Linked DNA regions of Homo sapiens: region 2 is linked to region 1. A link is a contact called in ENCODE Hi-C data. All regions are on one chromosome and are shown on one strand. The core of a region is the stretch at or near the end of the contact, and the rest is flanking DNA. Distances in the headings are between cores, read along the strand shown.

The links. Hi-C counts contacts between places; a loop is a spot of excess contacts on that map. Pooled maps may share reads with other maps.
Region 2: a loop to region 1 is called in a map of PC-9, with 4 times the contacts of the local background. The contact joins two enhancer-like sites. A Hi-C loop is called at or near these places in 2 of 168 maps with a recorded cell type or tissue (PC-3 and PC-9) and 2 of 50 pooled maps.

The regions. Positions count from the first base shown.
Region 1 is chr14:50,443,755-50,450,269 of GRCh38, forward strand. It overlaps MAP4K5 (mitogen-activated protein kinase kinase kinase kinase 5), which reads right to left. Exons shown (of 33, transcript NM_006575.6): 15 at 5,020-5,078; 16 at 3,660-3,727; 17 at 2,325-2,367; 18 at 1,287-1,440; 19 at 185-282; 20 at 1-16. Among named protein-coding and RNA genes, the nearest start is that of CDKL1, 50 kb to the left of the region's middle. Within about 2 kb of position 3,902, at least 4 of the 41 ENCODE cell types and tissues checked have a DNase peak (open chromatin) inside an H3K27ac peak, as active enhancers do.
Region 2 is chr14:50,769,600-50,776,114 of GRCh38, forward strand. It overlaps NIN (ninein), which reads right to left. Exons shown (of 31, transcript NM_020921.4): 8 at 3,350-3,496; 9 at 2,702-2,869; 10 at 1,733-1,869; 11 at 1,253-1,393; 12 at 789-963. Among named protein-coding and RNA genes, the nearest start is that of NIN, 58 kb to the right of the region's middle. Within about 2 kb of position 4,217, at least 7 of the 41 ENCODE cell types and tissues checked have a DNase peak (open chromatin) inside an H3K27ac peak, as active enhancers do.

The sequences.
Region 1 (6,515 bases), core at 2,652-5,151:
CATTGATGGCTGGTTTCTATGGGAAAAATAAAATTTACTAGTGTAAGACCTCCTAAGTCTTAAAAAGAAACTTGAGACATTTAGAACTTCTGTTACTTGAATTACTGAATTAAACAGACTATGCCCCTTGCATGATAAATATAGTATTATTTACAACTAATTGCTAAATGCCTGTTATACCTACAGGGAAGTCTCGTTTGTCCTTTTTTCGTGGTAACTGTGGTGCTTGTGCTGATCCTTCTGTATTTTCACTCATCAGTTTTGAAATACCATCACCATTTCCTAAAGAGAATCATGTTAAAAGTTGAATGACCACACAAATAAGCACTTTCCTTGAAAAATTATTTCCCCTTTCTCCCACTATTTGTCTTTCACTTGGGTGATCCTTTATTGGGGAATATTCTCTACTCTCAGGTAAGTTATCTTTGGTGTCTTTCTCTAGATTCTATAGAGGTAGCATTGCATCTTTAGCAGTGGTCTTAATCCATGTTTTTCCGTATCATGAAGAAAAAAAATCTGACCTACTGACTCTGATATGCAAGGCTTTTTATAATTGAACTTCAATCCACCTTTTCAGTTGTATCTTCCAGTATATACCCTTTAAAAGCTCACATTTCTATTATAATAGACTGCATAATTCAGATTTCCCAGCTTCAGTGCATTTCATCTACCTACTGAAGGCTCACCAAGCCCTTTAACATCCTGCAAGAAGGACCAGGTACGGTCACTCATGCCTGTAATTCCAGCACTTTGGGAGGCTGGGGCAGGCGGATCACTTGAGCCCAGGGGTCTGAGATTAGCCTGGGCAACACGGCGAAACCCCATCTCTACAGAAAAAAAAAATCCTGCAAGAGCTTAGTTTCCTTATTCCCCATCTTTATCTCCCTCAGAAATCTCTGGTCTTCTGTTACATCCAGGTAATTATTTCAGAAGACACATACATAAACTGTCTTTCCTAATGTTATGTGTATGTGGGTATACCTTCTGCTGTAGACCCTGAAGTTCTGGGGGCAGAAACATGCATTCACCCTTCTAGATCCTATAATAAATATTTAGTAAGGATTCAAATTAGGATTGAAGTGAACTGAAATCTATTTATAGCCCATCCATGCAGAATTAAAGAGCCTTTACAAAGCTTTAAGCTATAATAGGATTGACTAAATAAAAAAGATATTTTTTGAAATAGGAACAAATGACTCTCATTTCAGTTTTCACTTTGATTTATTCACCCAGATAACAATATCTAGCCATATGTACCCCATGGCTGCTAATAATGCTAGCCATACCAATAGAAGAAGTCTCTGCCACAGGCCCACAACTTGGGCTACTCTGTCTTCTGAGAATTTGGGGAGCTCTGCTTTCTGAATCAGGACAATGTTTTATGGTTGATGCTTTTTCTTCATCCGGAAAGTTGTCTTCAGGGTAACTGCTTATCCTTGGCTAGTGGTACAAAGACAAAAAAGTACTTTAACAGTTATCATTAGGCATCAGAGTCTTTAGGGAAAGGGAAATGCACCTTTTTTCATTCTTCTATACAGTTCAATTCACTGGGCTAAGTGAGCAAAGTAAGAGGTGAGTTACTGCCCAACACAACTATCAACTTGCCATGTGATTTTTAATCAGCCTTAAAACTGATAAAATTTTTATAACTAATATAATTATATAAAAATCCACAAAACAACTAGAAACAATCAAGAAAAATGACTCCACTAATATGTCAAATTGTAGTCATAAGAATGATAAATGATGAACTGTTTCCCCTCCATGTAGTCAAATATTTTCTTCAATAAGCAATAACCTGTTTTTGCCTTTTTCTTTCTTTCTTTTTTTACTGAGATGGAGTCTCGCTCTGTCACCCAGGCTGGAGTGCAGTGGCACGATCTCAGCTCACTGCAACCTCCACCTCCTGGGTTCAAGCGATTCTCATGCCTCAGCTTCCCAAGTAGCTGGGATTACAAGCATACGCCACCATGCCCAGCTAATTTTTGTATTTTTAGTAGAGAGGGTTTCACCACTTGGCCAGGCTGGTCTCAAACTCCTGATCTGAAGTGATCCACTTGCCTTTGTCTCCCGAAGTGCTGGGATTATATGCGTGAGCCACCAACCACGCCTGGCCGCCTTTTTCTAATAGCTATTAAAAATATTGTATTCCTCATGAAATCTTCTTTACTATATATTTTACACCATCATACACTTCTTTTGAAGAAAACTCTATTCATCTAAAATACATTTAAGAAAATTTTGAAAAAACTCAAAATTATTTTAAAAATTTAACTATATTATTTAAATAAGGATTTAGTGTTCAAAATCATTAAGTAGCTCACCTTAGGAGGTAGGGGAGGTGGTATTGCACGTTTTGAGGTTGATCTAATACAAAGAAGAAATGCAATTTAGATGATGATAAATGACCGTAACCGAAAACACAGATACTATTAAATATGTATTAAAATCAGTTTCTATACAGAGGATGTAAAAGACAGATCACGATGCAGAGTATAAAATCTTTAGGAAGACCTAAGACCTCACTCATATTGTCAAATTGTATGTCTATAAAATAAAGATTTTAAAAAGTGGACACAAAGTCTTATTTTACTTTTATGGTTATGCTTTGCTATATTTCTTATGTAATAAAAACTAAGTTAACTTCTTGGTTAAAAAACTGATTCAGAATTTTAGAGTTGGGACCCATAGATTCAAGTGGGTATATCATCAAACCTTTTGTTACTCAAAGTAGATCCTCAAACCAGCAGAATTGGCATCATCTGGGAACTTTTCTAAATGCACAGAATCTTCCTTTTAATAAGCTCTCCAGGTCAATAAGTTTGAGAAGCACTTATCTAGTCCACTGGTCCCACACACTTATCCACAGTCATTGCAATCAATTAGGCGGCTTTCAGGATTCTTAGATCCAGTCCCAAAGACTGTATTCTATACCAGAGGTTGGCAAACTTTTTCTATGAAGGGCCAGAGAGTAAATACTGCAGGTTTTGCAAGGCATACAGTGGTTGTAACTATGGAACTCTGCTGTTATAGTGTGAAAGCAGCCATGTACGATACATAAACTAATAAGCATAGTTATATTCTAACAAACTTATTTATGACACTGAAATTTGAATTTCATGTAATTTTCATGTGTAATAAAATATAATTATTCTTTTGATTTCTTTTCAACCATTAAAAATGTATTTACTATTCTTAGTTTGTGGGCTGCCATAGTTTGTTAACTCCAAATGTATAGGCCTAATGTGGGAACCTAGGAATCTGCATTTCTAAAGAGCTCTGTAGGCAATTGCAGTACACAGACAGGTTAGGAACAACTCATGAAGGCCAGCCCCCTCACTTAATTGTAGAGGTAACTATATTGGAGAGATGAACTGGGGCTTTTTAACTCTGTTACAGTATTTTTTCCCATGACATCATGTGACTCACCTTTCAGTATATTATCATTACATAGCATATTCTGATTAAAAACAAAAACAAATAAAAAACCTTAATGATCAATACATGATGCTTTTTGGTAAAACTCAAAAGCTTTACCTTCATTAATGGCATAACTTTTTCAAGAATGCAAATTAAAGCTTATTAGAATAAATCACATGCCCCATACTGTTCTTATGTAATCAAATAAAATATAGTTATTAAATTAGAAAACAACTTACTTGCCAGTATTTGCACCATCAACAAAAGGATTCCACTGTAACATGAAATTTGGGTCTGATGACAATCCCTGTAAAGATAAAAATATAGTTTAAAATGTTACTTTGTAACAGGTATTAACCATTTTATTTGATTCAAGAAAACATTCCAGTGTCATGATTATTAATCATCTTGGCATTCAATCAATTTTTTAATCTCTAGCTAGATTTGCTTTGTCATTTGACATATTTAGGTCAATGACTCATTATCAGTCGACCTGAACTTAAGAAATTCCATAAACATACTAAAGGTAGCTTCAAATGTGACAAACCTTCTTTATCAGTATGTGAGCATATTCCAAAGCAAACAATAAAAGAAAACAACTGAATTATCTACATCATCACTCCATTAGCATGGAAAACTAAATATCATATTACTAAACTGTCATGAATTTACTGGTGCTACTACTTTTCCCTCTTAGCATGGAAACTGGGGTTTTATCATACAGCAACATATTTACAGTAAGAAGAGCACTACTTCCAAACATTAAGGATGAACTCAATAGGCTAGGTTAGGCTAACTCTAATAATATCTTGCTTCATTACTTTTTTCTTTTTATTTATTTATTTATTTTTGAAATGGAGTCTCACACTCTGTCGCCCAGGCTGGATGGAGTGCAGTAGCTTGATCTTGGCTCACTGCAACCTCCACCTCCTGGGTTCAAGCAATTCTCCCTGCCTCAGCCTCCTGAGGAGCTGGGTTTATAGGCACATGCCACCACGCCTGGCTGATTTTTGTATTTTTAGTAAAGACAGGGTTCTGCCATGTTGGCCAGGCTGGTCTGGAACTCCTGACCTCAGGTGATCTGTCTGCCTCAGCCTCCCATAGTACTGAGATTACAGGAGTTGGCCACTGGGCCCGGCCACTTTTTTCATTTTAGATAAGGAAAGAGGTAACTAGATAGTAAATTCAAAATAGCAGCAATGGTTAAAAAAGAAACTATATTAACAAATAAAATATATTTAAAAAATAGTAAGGCAATACAGAATGTAGAATTTACTATAAAACAAACAGAATCAGTTAAAAAAAAAAAGGTCCTAAGAGCTTAAAGCTGAGAATCAAATTCTGCGTATTTAATAACATCATGTAAAACCTTCAAAAGACTAAGGAGGTTAAAATGAATGATTGAAATAGTGTATTACATCGTACTCTAGTAAAAATAAAACTAACTATAAACTTTTAAAAACTTTAATACGGGAAAAATTGTCAAAATTAATGCTTAAAAGAGTATATTACTTTGTTTTCTAATCAAAGTACAACTAACAAAAAAAAAGTTTTCTCAAATCTTAATGTGAAAATAATGCTTTAAAAATGAATTCTTACCATTTCATCTCGTGCTTCTGTTTCTTTTCTCAGAGGAGGTTCAAATTGTAATTTGTCAACTGCAAAATATATAACAGGTATGTACAAACTCAGCATCTCAAAGGGTTGATCTCAGAAATGTAATGACAAGTTTGTATATGGGGTGGGGGAGGGAGAAAGAAGAGGGGAAAGAAGACAAAAAATATGTTATTTTTTGACTACAAGAGTACCCCTTTGTTATGCTTACCAAAAGTAAATAACAAAGTGGGATCTTCCTAACATCTCTACTTAATTCTTGTTTGGAATCAGGAAATTAAACAGTTCTTTTTGTATAAAAGAGATTTTTAAAAATTCATCAAAAATAAATGACTAAGTAAAAACTTTAAGAATTTTCTCTATGCTGTAGACTCTGTTTTGAGACGGTTTAAGCTACAGCTTCATGGCAGAGATGAACTAAGAAAAACTACCTAAAAATTATCTAAAAAGAACAAATGACTTCTGTTCAATTAAATGTCACAATGGCATTCAGGAATCTGATATATTTTGCTAAATATGTATTTTATTTGGCCTAGTCATACTGACTTCAGAGTTATTCAAAATATTCAAAGAGTAACTTCTTTTCTATAAAATATTCTAAAACATAGAAAAGGAGGGTTTATTACTTCCTCATAAAGTATTTAAAATTTAAAAATTCTAAAATCTAATGTGATTAAAAGCCCCCCAAATTTTTTTAAACACTCATACTTGCATCATAGAGATGCAAAATTCCTAAATACAATCTTAGGAAACAAAATATTTTTAAAAAGCGCTTTCAAATAGGATCCAGTTGTCCTTATTCCTAAAAACAAGATTTGTAAAAAGCAAACACAAAGTACTGACATAATTCATCACATTAAACAAAAACAGTATGTCATAAATTTTTCAATAAAAGTTTAGAAGACATTCCATAAAATACAGTATCTACTTTAAAAAATAATCTAAAATAAAAAGTCCTGGGACATTAATGACTTAACGTAATTAAAAAACATCTGAATTCAAGAACTACTACTATTCATAAAGAACCTCTTTAGTCTTTTGAAACAGAGATGAGCTAAAGTTTGTTTTTGTGACAACCAGAAACACTGGCAAGCAGGTCTAGAGCTGCATTTCACATTACATAAAATGTGAAAATAATATATTACTTTTTTGTTGTTGTTGTTGTTGTTGAGATGGAGTCTCACACTCTGTCGCCCAGGCTGGAGTGCAGTGGCGCAATCTCAGCTCACTATAACCTCCGCCTCCAGAGTTCAAGCTATTCTCTTGCCTCAGCCTCCCGAGTAGCTGGGACTACAGGTGCCCGCCACCACGCCTGGCTAATTCTTCCATTTTCAGTAGAGATGGGGTTTCACCATCTCATGAGGTTTCCTGACATCAGGAGTTCCTGACCCCAGGTGATCTGCCCACCTAAGCCTCCCAAGGTGCTGGGATTACAGGTGTGAGCCACCACACCTGGCCATTTTTAAATAACAGAAATTGGA
Region 2 (6,515 bases), core at 2,967-5,466, 330 kb after region 1:
AAGCAATTCTCCTGCCTCAGCCTCCTGCGTAGCTGGGATTATAGGCACACACCACCACACCCTGCTAATTTTTTGTATTTTTAGTAGAGACAGGGTTTCACGATGTTGGCCAGGCTGGTCTCGAATTCCTGACCTCAAGTGATATGCCTGCCTCGGCCTCTGAAAGTGCTGGGATTACAAAACACATTTTTTAATTAGCTGAGCATAATAACATGAGCCTATAGTCCCAGCTACTTGGCAGGCCGAGGCTGGAGGATCACTTGGGGCCAGGAGTTTGAGGCTGTGGTAAGTTATAACTGCACCGCTGCGCTCCAGTCTGGGTGACAGAGTGAGACCCCATCTCAAAAAAAAAAAAAAAGAAAAGGCACATTTGGAGGCCGGGAGAAACAGGCATCCATGTAGCAGGAGGCAAGACCATCTGCTGAGAATGAGGGGGGCGGGCAGGCGAGAAGATGGGGATCTGAGGGTGAGGGCCAGGTTTGGAGTAGCAGCGGGAGGAATCAAGGGGTCAGCCAGGTGCCAAACAGCCCTGAAGACCTAGTGAACCCGCAGTGGGAGAGAAGAACAAGAGATGCTAATCAATACTGTGAGCAAAGCAGGAGCCTGGGTAGCCCTGCTGAAATCCAGATTTTAGCAGGGCCCTGCCAAGTCTGGGTGAAGACCCAGCTGGGCAAACTTGGAGGATTTTTGGACTGAACCCTGTGCAAACATGCCCACTTCCAAAGCTGTAGTTTTCCACGTGGTGTTCCCGGCAGGGACGCAGACCACAGAACTAATAAGATGATTACCTTTAAAGAGAGGGCAAGGCGGTCCCGGATATAGTTCTCTTCTGTTTTTGCCTTTTCAATTTCCTGTTCAAGTTCTAAACGCTGCTTGCCTGCCTGCTGCAGGATCTGCTCTCTCTCTTTTCGGAGTTCATTTTTTAAGGCTGCTATTCGCTCCTTGTACTCTTCATCCAGTTTCCTGTAACGAAGAAAAATGGACAAGCTGCCATCACGTCTTTCAGAGGTCCCAGTATCAATCTACCAAAAATGGAAACACAGAGGCACAGAGATGAAAAGCACCTGGATAAAATATCTAGTGTACCCTGCTTTCCCTTAGGGCTTGACCACATCTGAGTCACTCCAGCAAGGTGTGGCCAACAGGCTGACCAGAAGAGTCCCCAGTGCACTGTTCTGCCCCTGCAGCTGCAGGCGCCACTGCCCTGGGCCAGGGTGGTGGGTGAGGAGGAGCCTCACTCTGCTGGCCTCACCTGAGGTTGTACTCATTCCGCCGCTCTATGGCCGCATGGTGATCATCCACCTCCGAGGCCATTAAAGACTTGAGCTTCTCGGCCTTGTCCAGATCTGACCGTAGCTTCTCTTTTTCTCTGACCACCTGATCAACTCGTTCCCTAGGATCAGAAGTACACTGAGTTAATGGGAAACTGTTTCTAAGCAACAAGTAGACCCAGAAAAGCTCTCATCTGGCTTGCATCAATACAGAAGCAAAACCAAGACAACCAAAACCCTCCCAAAGCAAAAAGGCACTCCACCCTTCCCTTCAAAAGCCTACATGTCAATCTAAGTTCTCCTTAATTTTCCTATACTTTAAGGAAGATGTGTGCAGCAGTTGGATAGAAGATGAGCAACATTTGCATACAGAATAGAAGGATGTCCATCCAAGGCATCCGAATGACTTGCTGGACAAGTAGGAAAGGGAATGGGGCAGGCGAACCTTCTGCTCAACTCACAACAAATGCCGGATTTCAGCCTTAAAGCTGGCCAGAGCCGCCTGGTGAATGCTGTTCTTGGTAACCAAAAGTTCATTTTCAAGGGCCAGTGTTAATTCTGTCAAATTGATGTTTCCATCGAGGCTGAAATCCAAGGCCTAGAAATCAGAGCAAGGCGTAAATTCAAAAACAAATCACTCATTCCATCCTCTGAAAGCAGAAAATGTGAAGGCTATACAAACTCTGAGAGCTGACAATGATCTAGCAATTAGACAATTCCATTGCTTTGGTGATTGCTTAGGAACAGCCATCAGTCTAGAACACAGTTAAGTTTTCTCTAAGGAAAGCATAACATGGTTATTTGTGTTAAAAAGAAAAAAAAAAAATTATCTTGGCCAGGTGCAGTGGCTCACGCCCGTAATCCCAGCACTTTGGGAGGCCGAGGCATGCGGATCATTTGAGGTCAGGAGCTCAAGACCATCCTGGCCAACACGGTGAAACCCTGTCTCTACTAAAAATACAAAAATAGCCGGGCATGGTGGTGTGCGCCTGTAGTCCCAGCTACTTGGGAGGCAGAGGCAGGAGAATCTCTTGAACCCCAGGAGGCGGAGGTTGCAGTGAGCCGAGATCACACCGTTATACTCCAGTCCAGGTGATAAAACGAGACTCCGTCTCAAAAAAAAAACAAACAACAAAAAACAAAAAAAAAACACAACAACAACAACAACAACACTATCTGGCCCTGTAAATAAACACAATTGTAAGAGTATTTCTCATGTCAATAATCTGGGGGTTAAAAACACGGAAAGTACTTAACAAAAGGCTCCTGGTTAAAAGGGCTAAAAAAAAAGTTACCTTTTATCTTTGAGACTTTGTGAACAGAAGTACCATTAAGAAGAAAGAAAATCAAATCACAGTTTCCAAAAAATAAAATTGAAAATTTTCAACCCTTCTCCAGTTTGTCATTTTTCTCAATTTTAGCTGCCACACCTTCAGGATCTCCTGGCTGTTCTCAATGCCCTCTTCCTGCCAGGTGTCCAGTATTCTCTCCACAGATGCATGGCCCATCCCATCATCCAGGCAGGAGAAGACCCGAAAGCCAATGGTACTTGTCATTGCTGATGAGGTTGTGGTACGTCGTCCACTCTCATCGAAAGACTGGAAGGAGGAAGAGACTTGAGTAAGCCTAGCTTGATTCCAGGCATTTCAACAAGATATTGGTCAGCCCTGACCACGATGGGTAGAAGGCATGTTTCTCTAATATACAGTGCCAGGAAAAAAGTCATGCAGCCTCTCTGATCTCTGTTCCCAACTGAGTCAAGCCTACGGAGCTTATCAAAACCAACTGTTTTGGTAGAGAGTTCTATGACATAGACGAGATATGTCCCTAATTAACACCAGGTTTCTTCTGACCCAGAGCTGACATGACAAGGCATAATTAGTGGTCTTTCCACTGTAATTTACGGTCATTTCTCAAACCCAACCTTTCCTTCCTAATGGTTAAGTCTTTCTAATTCTTCTTTTGCTTCCCTCTCTTTCCTTAGTATTTTGCTTCAGACAACAGATTAATTTATTAGACATTACTTAAATGGGTTCTAACTTTTATTCACAAAGAAAGCACTTCTGCTTATTTTTTACCTGCATGGAAAGGTGCCTTTTTAGTTGTCTATATGGAGTAGATGCTGATGGTGTAAGAGATTTTCCATTTTTAAACAAACCATAGAAAAAATCTTCTACACTCATTGTACCGTCAGGATCAAGATTATGGAATACTTCCTCGAGCATCTAGAAAAGAGTCATCACATATTTTAAATACTCCATTCAAGTATACAAGGCCCAAAGTATACTTCCGGCCAGTAGTAATCAGTACCATGGTTGGTCCCAGGACTCCAGAAATATAATTATGCCCCTTTATTCTCACTTTACTGGTTTCCCTTTCCAGTAATGATATGCCCTCCTCCTTCCCACAAACTAAATAAAAGTCAATTTCCAACATCTTCATAATCTTATGCAATTTAGCAATTAACTATATTCTCTTTTACTCACACTCCTACAATAGGCAGTCTTTAATGTTGTTACACATTATTCTTACAAATTTTAAAAAATACCTAAATAATATAAAGATACAAGCTTCCCAGTGTCATAACAGTAGAAAGTGGTTGGACATCTGTTACACTTTTATACTGTGGTGACCCTCAGTGATATTTTCTTTATGTTGAATTTTTGAAATTGGTAGGCTAGCACAGCAGAATTTGGTCTGGGACAGATTACAATGATCTGATTACAATTAAGATTTGGAATCTGAAATCCATAACTTGGGGTTTAGAACCTTACTTGTAACAATACTGAGTGTGTTGGCTTTTTGCTTTAATGTTTTAGCACAGGAAAAACAAAGACTTTATGTGTGTGCAATAGAAGGGTTCCAAGACATGTAAAGGCAAGGGAGTTTTGACTGGCTAGTCCGCACCCTCTGATGGTAATCAAATAGCCCCTATCCTGTAATAGGGAAGGGGAGATTGGGCTACAGCCCCATCTAGAGGCTTGCCTGGGAATGGCTGGTTCCCTAGCTCCACAGAGGAATGGGAAGGTGAATAGAGCAACGTGGATCATTGAAGCCACAGAACGAGGAGGAAAGGCAAAGCCCTCCCACTAGCAGTCAGATTCCTCTTTATTCTGGGGTTAAAATGTTTCTATAGGAACATGCCTCCAATGTACAAAATGGAAATCTCTTGGAGAGCTTGTTAAAATGAAGACTCTAATATGGTAAGTCTGGTGGTGTGGGGATTCAGATTTCGGCATTTCTAACAAGCTCCCAGTTAAGGCCCATGCCACTGAGCAGTAAGGAGACAGAATAAGCAACAAATTGCTCTTGTTGCATTTGAGCCTACAACTGGACTCATTCTAACACAGGCCTAAATTCTCTGCAACACATTCTCAAGCTTCTAATATTCCTTTTGTAAATCTGGACTACTGCTAGGATTTATACGATCTCACTATTGTTGATTTCATTCTTCATGTAAGGGCTTGAGGCAATTCTCTCATCTCAAATGCTTTTTTTTCCCCAATTCATACCCAACAGGAAACATTAGTTTCCATTCTTGCTTTCATACGACTTCCTCTGGAGGGAACTCTGAAACAAGAAAACCATTCTAAAGAGTGGAAACGTTTGCAAGAAGCAACAATTCCTAAAAGAGGATCAAATCAATGGAAAGATATTTGGGGCAAGATTCTGAGGTTGCCAAGATCCCTTAACTTTTCTATCCTGTTCTTATCAACCAAAATAATATTTTCCTGGAGGACAAGGCTTTCAGGACCTTTGTACCAGAAATTACTGTCAAGTCCAGGTGTGTTGACTGAAGTTAACAAGGTTAAAAGTTTGGCTCTAACATTAGATCCACACTGCTTGACCTTGTGACATTAGCCAAATCAGTGCACAGCTTCCAGACTGCCTAAAGACCTCGCACCTGGAAAGTCCTTCCAGTTATTTTAGATGGTGGAGTGGGCAAGTGATGAATAGAAGAGTGTGGATTCAGAAGACGGGGCCGGGGCTAGGCAGAAAACAATGCCGGTTAAATGGCCAACTGGGGCACGCTCTACACTTTGAGCAGGAGCTGTCTCTGGAACTGTGAGGACATTCTTATTCTTACATGGACCAGGTCTTTGGATAGCTGGTTTGCTGAAGTGTAAGTTGGAAAATAATCACAAACCCAAACACTCAAAGAGGCCCGGAAGATGATGTCAACGAATGAGGCAAGATGGGTTTAAGACATCAGAAAGTAGCGAGTGCTGGGAAACTGAACACAGGAGTGCATGTCCTCTCCAAAGGGGCTGGCTGCATCTTACTGCCCATAAAATGGAGCCAAATCTTTGGAGTTTTAGAAAAATCTCCTGATTTTTTTTTTCAATGTAGCAAAAAGTTCAATTTTAAAAACACTGGGCATGACAAGTAAAATAGGCTTGGGGCCAGATTCGGCATCGGGCATGCTGGTTTGCATCTCTGCCCTGTCATTGTTCTTGCTTTCGGAAAGGAGTGTGCTAGTTACAGGCATAAGACAGTGACTCTAGTTCCCCTTCATGAAAGCAGGGAACAGCCACGATTTCACTCTCTCTACCTATAAAATGAGAGGTGACTAAATCTAAAATGGCGTTCAGTTGTAAAATTTTAGGATTCCAAGTAAATGAGATCATCTTGAACTTCCAGCTCCTCTGTGGTTTAGAGCTAGTAATACTAAGTACTATAGAATTTCACTATTTTTCTTTAGCAGGAAAAACACTAAGTAAAAGTTATATTCTATGAGCAATCCTCTACTTGTCCTCAGGCCAGAGGAAAATAACTAAATGTGCTACTTCTTTTCCTGAGCTTTGGAAACCACCACAGAAGAACATGCAGCTCTCCACAAGTAGCTACAGTTTATTCCAAGAATTGGTTTTAGATAAATAATCCAAGTTTGTGCAATATTTTTTGGCAAAAACAACCCAAGGTTCTACATATTGCACTGATTTACAATTCAGGAGAATAAATTTAATTTTATGACTTAATAGTCACCAATGAAAAATAAATTACCACTGAGCCATTACAAAGGTAAACAAAGGGTATATAATGGTCAAAAATACAGGAAAGAAGGGGAAAACAACAAAAAAAATTTTCTGTAAGCTAGGCTACTTGAAAGCTTTTGAAAATAAATCAAAAGCTATTATTTGTTTAGAAAAATACCACTAAACAAATATTTCTATTATCTGTTTAGAAAAATAATACCACTTATCCCCCGAGCAAGCAGAAAGCATGGTTTCAAATATCATTATA